2 separate regions of the Homo sapiens genome follow, and region 1 is linked to region 2. A link is a contact called in ENCODE Hi-C or POLR2A ChIA-PET data. All regions are on one chromosome and are shown on one strand. The core of a region is the stretch at or near the end of the contact, and the rest is flanking DNA. Distances in the headings are between cores, read along the strand shown.

Evidence for each region. A loop is a pair of places that touch in the nucleus more often than their neighbours do. ChIA-PET counts read pairs that join two places held with the same protein, here RNA polymerase II (POLR2A). Pooled maps may share reads with other maps.
Region 1: a pooled map shows a loop between it and region 2 (2.3-fold over the local background). The contact joins the promoter of DENND5B-AS1 here to the promoter of LINC02387 in region 2. A Hi-C loop is called at or near these places in 4 of 50 pooled maps. POLR2A ChIA-PET finds 5 or more read pairs at or near these places in 8 of 52 experiments (Caco-2, HEK293T, HepG2 and 3 more).

Annotation. Positions count from the first base shown.
Region 1 is chr12:31,588,056-31,592,197 of GRCh38, reverse strand. DENND5B-AS1 (DENND5B antisense RNA 1) reads right to left here and starts at 2,275. Exons shown (of 3, transcript NR_046909.1): 1 at 2,079-2,275. It overlaps DENND5B (DENN domain containing 5B), which reads left to right and starts at 1,062. Exons shown (of 21, transcript NM_144973.4): 1 at 1,062-1,492. The coding sequence starts at 1,366. RefSeq lists enhancers at 252-481, 2,462-2,541 and silencers at 912-1,201, 1,272-1,541, 1,692-2,031.
Region 2 is chr12:31,367,065-31,371,059 of GRCh38, reverse strand. LINC02387 (long intergenic non-protein coding RNA 2387) reads left to right here and starts at 1,759. Exons shown (of 2, transcript NR_146469.1): 1 at 1,759-2,311. RefSeq lists enhancers at 1-110, 111-718.

The sequences.
Region 1 (4,142 bases), core at 1,026-3,525, 220 kb before region 2:
GGGCCAAGGCGGGAGGATCACTTGAACCCAGGAGTTTGAGAGCAGCCTGGTCAATACAGTGAGACCCTGTCTCTTAAAAAATTATTTTTTAAATAAATAAATGTTATTTTTTTACTTAGATGGAGACAGAGTCTCCCTCTATTGCCCAGGCTGGTCTTGAACTCCTGGTCTCATGTGATCTTCCTACCTGGGCTTCCCAAAGTGTTGAGTAAATTACAGGTGTGAGCCACTGAGCCCAGCCAGTTTTCTTTCAAAGGAAAAAGAACTGGTTGTCGAGTTCCTTCCGAGAAGGCAAAAGACAGCTGAGCAGGGCAAGAAAGCCGTGCCTTTGGGAGGAGCAGAGTTCATGGTCTAATTCCTGTTGCTTTAGCCTCCGATTGTTACTTGCGGGGAGAGCCGATAACATCGGATGGGTACAGGGCTGCGGAACTGGAGCGCCTTGGCTATTTACACTGACCTGGAAAATGTCAGGATAAATGACAGAAGGCGGGGGTTGGTGACTGCACTCCTTCTAGAAGTCTCAACGCTTTGTGGGTATTGAGTTGTGTTTTTTCCCCCTCACGGTTGACTTGTCACTAAGTCACTAAGGATGGCCTGTAAATGGGGTGACGGCTGGGGGAAGGGAGGACCTTAAAGTGAGACAGGCACCCCCACACAGGTCACAGTTTAAAAGACGATGGTTCAGACCGTTATGCGAAATGATCTCAGAGCGGCTGTTCACCTTCCCCAAAGCTGCATTAAAAGAAATAAGGATGGGTGACAACCCCTTTAGAAGACAGACCCCCACACTGAGGCTAGCCCTCTTATCGGCTGGCCAGGGCGAGGAGGGGTGTGTGCAGGGTCGCCCTCGATGCCGCAGCCGGGGCCAGTGGGCACGAATGCGGCCCCACGCCAGGCTTGGCCTCCGAACCCGCTAGGCGCGCGCGCACGGTAGAAGCGCGCGCCTCCGTCCCTCGCGAGCGCGCCCCCCACCCCTCTCCGTCGCACGCGCCGAGCCCCGGCGCCCCCGCCCGCCCCGCGCTCCCACAGCCCGAGCGCCGCTCAGCTGACCCGCGGGCGCCAGACGCGGCGGCTCTCAGCTCGCGAGCGCAGCTGCGGCTGCGAGGGCCTCTCAGGCCGACACTCCCCCCGCGCCCCTCCCCCACCCGGCCGGGCTCCGGACCCGCCGCGCGCGAGCCCGCGGCCGCTTCCCCCGCGCCGAGCGAGGAGGCAGGCTGCGGCGGCGAGAGGCGGCTGCGCGGCCATGGGCGCGCCAGTGTCGCCCTAGGGCGGGCGCACAGACCACAGCCGGAGCGGTGGTGGCAGCCTCCGCAGAAAGCCTTCCCGGGCGGCGGCGGCGGCGGCCCCTGGAGCAGCGCGGCCGGGATGAGCGGGAGCTGCGCGGCGCCCGGCCCGGGCTCGGGCTCCTCCCCGGCCGCCTGCCGCTTCGCGCACTACTTCGTGCTGTGCGGGATCGACGCGGACAGCGGGCTGGAGCCTGACGAGCTGGCGGGTAAGGCCAGGGCTGCGGCGGCGCTGAGCCCCCTCAGGGGCGCGGGGGACGCTGTGGGGACGCGCGGGAGGCGGGGTGCAGGCTCCAGACAAAGTCAGCTCCCGGTGGCGCCCTCCCGCCGCTTTCTGGCCGAACTGGCGCTCGGGCGCGATTTAATGACATTGTTATTTATTCCGCGTGCGGGCTTTGCGGCTGCGCCCACCGGGGCTTTCGCCTCCAGGCGCTGGGTTATTAATAACAGGCGCGGGGGTGGCCCCAAGGGCACGGACCCCGCCTGGCGCGCCGGCCCCTTCGCTTGCAGCCGCACTCGGAGGCGGCCGGTGAGTCACCGGGCGCGCGGGCTGCCCCCCGACCGCCGTGCCTGCCTCCCACCCGCCAGCCACCCGGCCCCGGCCGCGAAGTTTCGGCCCCGCACGTGACGCGGCTTTCGGGCCTCTTCGGGAGACGGGGAGTCGGACTCAGCTCGGCTCCCGCCGGGGTAGCGTCCGCGGAGGAGCCGGTGGCCGTGCGGAGCGAGCGCGGGGCGGGGACCGGTCGGACTCTGCCCTCTGCGCCGCCTGCCGCTCTGCGGTGCCGGCCAAGTCACCTTTTGGAATCCTGTGGATTTGGCCGCGTCTGGGAGCTGGCAGGGACCTTTGGACGCTCGGGACCCAGCACCGCGCTTTGTTGACACTGCCTACACTGTTCCCGAGTTTAAATTCAGTTGGGTGCACCGTGTGTTAGTGCCTGGTTTTCCCGGAGGGGTACCGGTCCTTCCGCTTGACTCATTTGATGGCGCAGTGCGGGGCTGTGCTGGGCAAACGACGCCGTTAAAAGGGGCCGCTAAAGGGCGATGGGCGGGGGCAGGGCAGCGGAGTGCGCAGTGTCGAGAGGAGGCCGGGGAGAAACAACTGATTTCATTTTTCACGCCTGTTCCTTTCTGCTTGCCTCCGCGGGATCTGAATCTTGATTTGTTGTTGTTGTTAAATGGGTGAGAGAAGTGACATCTACCGCCTGAACTTTGTGTTAAAGACTTAGGTCATAGCCTTTCAGAACAACTTCCTTTGGACAAATAATTCCTTATTGATTGCACTAACGTAAATTTTTCGCTTTTCCTTTGGTGGGGGTGGGGAGACTGGGAAGAATATATTAAATAATAAACAATAGTAAACAAAACTGTTCAGCCTTAAAATACAGTCCCCATCAACCCACGTCTTGGCTATCTTCTTCTTAACTCAGCTTCAGAGCAAAACATTTTCTTTTTTTCATATTCTTCGGAGGTAGAAACACAAAACATTTTCAACAAAAACTGTAAGTCTAGTTTTAGTTAAAAAAAAATTTGGAGAGATAATAGAATACCAAGTTTTTCCGTATGTGTAATTATGTAATCACATTGTTTCTTCAACTAAGATTTCATGTACATGTTAAGAATGGCTTTGTTAAAGGATATGAAGAAAAAATGTCTGCAGAGAGATTTGGAGAGATTCTTCTCGAGATTGGTGAAGGAATATTGTTATTTTTCTAGACTCCTTTCTTCCCTAAAGATCCTAAACATTTGTGGCACCAGGGTCACTTGGAGGCCTTCTGTCAGTGATGACTAATGAAAGGAAAAAAGCCTGTATTTTTCTTTTCCGTTTGCCTACTGAAGCTAAAACTGTACCTTTTAGGTGTGACCTAGGACTCTTTAGGCACAGAGAGAATGATGTTAACAAAACCATCAATTAGACTTTAATGCATTTTTAAGAAACAAACTATGATGTCTCTTTTTGCAAAACTGTGTGAGTGTGGGTGATTGGGATTTCTGCTTCTCATAATATTTAATGTATTCAGGTAATAATGTATTTTGCCTTGTAATATTTCAGTATCATTCATCCAACAGTTTTGAAAGCATCTATCTGTAGTCGGTTTTTTAGGCACTGGGGACAGCTGTGAAGAAAGCAGTCAGAAATCCCTGCCATCATGGAGCATACGTTCTAGTGTAAAGAGATAATGAAAATACAATCATCTCTCCGTAACCATGGGGGATGGATTCTAGAGTGTCCCCCACACCAAAATCCTCGGATGCTGAAGTCTCTTATAATAAAATGTTGTAGCATTTGTATATAACCTATGAACATTTTCCTGTACACTTTGTCATCTCTAGATTACTTACAATACCTGTTACGTTGTAATGTTATGTAAATAGTTGTTATACTGTATTGTTTAGGGAATAATGACAAGAAAAGAAGTCTGTACATGTTCAGTACAGATGCAACCATTGTAGGCCTAACTACATTTTCAATCTGTGCTTGGTTGAATCTGTGGATGCGGAGTCCACGTGAAGTGCCGACTGTATATAGTTCTCCAGATGTTAATAAGTGCTATGAGGAAAAATAAAGCAGGGGAGTGGATTTAGGGACATGCCAGCAGAGTGGTGGGATGGTGGGGTTGTGATTTTAAATAAGATGGTTAGGGAAGGCCTCACAGGGAGGGTGACATTTGAACAGAGCCTTGAAGGACATGAGGAAGCAGGCCAGATGGATCACCTGGGGGCACAGCATTGCACGCAGAAGAAACAGCAAGTGCGAAGACCCTGAGTGGGACAGTCACTAGTTTGTGCTGGTAACAGCAAGGAGTCCAGTATGGCTGGAGCTGAGGGAGAGGGAGAGTAGTAGGTAAGATCAAAGAGAAA
Region 2 (3,995 bases), core at 510-3,009:
TTGCATTTCTCCCAGGCGGGGAGAGGACTCTCATTGTTCCTTCCTGACTGCATTTTTAGAGCTGACCCTTCACCCTCATGGGGGAAGGGCGCTACAGGGATGAGGGCAGGGAGGAGGCCGGTTACCAAATGAAAGAATGGGGCTGCTGGAGATTCTAAGATCATTTATTTATAAACTTCTGCAGCCCTGCTAACATCCATGCTTGTGATTTACCTCACCTCTGTCTCCCAGTTGGTAATCAACAAACCCGTACTACCAAAATGACCTATGCTTCTGTCTTCTGCCGCAGGAGAGGGTGATAACACGGGAGGCTGCTCTCCCACCCCACCCTTTGAGAAAAAGAGGAAGACTGGCCAGTATAAACGTGGCAAATAGCCCTGTCACTTCCCATAAGTTCTGTAATCTCCGTGAGCTTCCATTTTGCCTTTAGAGTGGGAATAATAAAACAGACCTCATACTTTTGTGTGAAAGCGAGGGAACTGCAAATCTCCTGCCCCTAGTAGCACTAATAATTGTTAGCTGCTGCTTCTTAATATTACATAGCACCTGGAAGGATGACGGGCCTGCTTGCTAAAGCTGGCTGTGAGTTTGGGGTCGGCTTGAGGAGAAGAGCAGAGTGCAGGGAGCTTCCTGGAACAGGGCCTGTCTGTCTTATACTTTCACTCTAGACAGCCCTTTCCCGTTTTGGTGTTCAGGAAATATGCCCCAGATCTTCAAGGGCTTCACCGTCCCTTCCCTTTAACTAGGATTCAGATGCCCTCATCTACAGACGGTTCCGTCATAAGGCCAAAAATGATTGGATTCAAAGGATCTGAAAGATTGGTCCAGCCCTTTCTTTATTCTGATTAGAAACAGTCCCAGAGGTGACGTGATTTGCCCAAAGTAGCGCAACTTCCTGGAACGAGAAACCAATCCTAAGATTTCCATGTCGGCGTTCTTTCCGCGGTGATCGGGTTACCTCCCAGACATAGGATTTACTTTTGAAAGAAAAGGAGCGGTCACACGGGAGAGGCATTGAAGGAAAAATTATTTGAATTTGGCAACTGCTTGTGGTGGGGGGATGAGAGGTGGAGGGTGATAAAGCGCCCCCTCACACTCACACACAAATAATGTGAACAATTTTAAATTGCTTTACTTTAGGAGATCATGGATTTTCCAGGGGGGCTGAGAACTTACCTGTTTACCCAGCCAAGTTAACAATACTCTGCATTGTTTACCTAACGCAGAGTAGGTACTGAAGAACTATTTGTCGCACGGATGACTGCATGACCGGATGCATCCCATTCCATCATAGAGTCAGATGAGGATTTGCAGAGCCAAGCCCCACCTGGGAGGCATGTTAAGTCCTTTCCAGTTCTTCTCAATTATGGCTCTGCAGTGAGTATCTTTTGTTCATAAATTCTTGACTGCACATCTTGATTATCTCCTCAGGATATTTTCCTAGAAGTGGGATTACTGGATTGAAGGGGATGCACATATTTAAGATTCTTGATTCCGAACCCCTCCAGCAGTATAAAAATGAGTCCGCTTCCCAGCAAGCTGGCCCAAACAGGCTATTATCAGGCTTAATTTTTATTTTTTATTTTTGTGCCCTCCTAATAGAACAAAAATCGCATCTCGTTTGGTTTGCATCTCTTTGGGGACTAATTAGATCGAGATTGAACTAGTTTTGAAGAAACACTCTAAGGAGTCCAGAGAAATCCTGTGTGGGGCAGGAGATCCATGAAAGGAGGCACATCCCGCCCACTGAGGTGAAACCAAAGGGCTTCTATTGTTTGGTGTGATTTAACCTTAAGATGGAAACATCTGAGCCTTGCTAGAGAGGCTTCCCCGGAACAACGGCTGGGGGTGGGGAGCTGTGACTTATCAGCTTCCCTATGTTTATTTTCATTTCCTGATGGAGAGTAAATCTTATAAACAAATGAAAAACCTGTGGACTTATCTTTAAAGACTACAAGGAAAAGGGGAACTGGGCAAACTATTGCAACTCAAAGTCGTGGAAAGGCAGGAGGGGGAGTGGGGAATTTAGAAAGATATTTCCAAGAGATGGCAGATAGGTCCCTGGGGGCCTGTGGCCAGCCTGGAGAGGGAGAGACCAAGCCAGAGGCTGTGGAAAGCTCTAGAGACTTTGTACTAGAAAGGCTGCTGTTGGTGGCAGAGCTTACATGGCCAGGGATCCCGGAGGACCTGGAAGGGGTTTTAATGGACTTTTGAGAATCAAAGTGAACTGCCAGGGACAAACAAGAGTGGCGAGGAAATGGAAGCAGTCATACCACTCAGGCTGGAAAATCGCTCTAGGAATGGCAAGAAGGTAGGTGTGGCGTTTTCCAAGAGAAGAGGGTGATGGTCAGCTGGGAGCTTTCCTTGACTATGAAACAAGGAAGACTTCTCCCCCATCCAGAGCCAGGAGCTGTCCCTGCTCTTCACTTAAGCACTGGGTTCTTTTACAAACCGTACCCAGGAGGATGACTGATTTACAAATGTTTATAGACAATTTTATTTACTAATCTAGCTCTCACTCTCAACTAAATTTATAATCCTAATTATAGTCATCAGCATTTTCTTGATAACAAACCTACAGGATTTTTTTTTTTTTTTTTTGAGACAGAATTTCGCTCTTGTTGCCCAGGCTGGAATGCAGTGGTACAATCTCAGCTCACCGCAACCTCCATCTCCTGGGTTCAAGTGATTCTCCTGCCTCAGCTTCCCGAGTAGCTGGGATTACAGGCATGCGCCACCACACCTGGCTAATTTTGTATTTTTAGTAGAGAAGGGATTTCTCCATATTGGTCAAGCTGGTCTCGAACTCCTGACCTCAGGTGATCCGCCTGCCTCGGTCTCCCAAAGTGCTGGGATTGAGCCACTGTACCCGGCCTACAGGATGTATTTTATAGTTGTTTTTTAAAACTTTGTGGAGAGTTTATTTTCTTGATTGCTTTAAGTTCCCTATTAAAGTCTTAAATTTAACAATTGGCTTCTAACAGTTTAGTAATCTATGAATATTTTGTACCGCTTTATTTATTCTAAAAGGGCTTAAAGTCAAAGAAAAATGAGTATTTCTTTTTTTTTTTTTGAGACGGAGTTTTGCTCTTGTTTTCTGTTTTGTTTTGTTTTTGAGATGGAGTCTCGCTCTGTCACCCAGGCTAGAGTGCAGTGGTGCGATCTCAGCTCACTGCAACCTCCGCCTCCCGGGTTCAAGCAATTTTCCTGCCTCAGCCTCCCAAGTAGCTGGGATTACAGGCATGTGCCACCATGACCGGCTAATTTTGTATTTTTAGTAGAGATGGGGTTTCACCGTGTTGGTCAGGCTGGTCTCGAACTCCTGACCTCAGGTGATCCGCCCGCCTCGGTCTCCCAAAGTGCTGGGATTACAGGCGTGAGCCACCGCACCCGGCCAAGGAGTTTTGCTCTTGTTGCCCAGGCTGGAGTGCAATGGCGCAATCTCGGCTCACCGCAACCTCTGCCTCCCGGGTTCAAGTGATTCTCCTGCCTCAGCCTTTCGAGTAGCTGGGCTTACAGGCATGTGCCACCATGCCTGGCTAATTTTGTATTTTTAGTAGAGATGGGGTTTCTCCATGTTGGTCAGGCTGGTTTCGAACTCCTGACCTCAGGTGATCCACCCGCCTCGGCCTCCCAAAGTGCTGGGGTTACAGGCGTGAGCTACTGCGCCCAGCTGAAAAGTATTTCTTAGAGGTTTAAATGAGTGATGTCAAAACTCTTTGAGGTGATGGATATGTTAATTACCCTGATTAGATCATTACACATTGTATGCCTATATCAAAATCTCACATGGTACCGCATAAATATATACAATTATTATGTGTCAATTAAAAATAATAAAAGCAGAAAACTCCAAATAAAATGTTTAAAAAGCTTGTCACACTTCAAAGTCACTTGGCACATTAAAAAATAGTTTCTCCTGCTTCACCCTTGAGAGGTTAATTTTATGGAATTGGGGCAAACCCAGAATCTGGTTTTTTTTTGTTTTGTTTTGT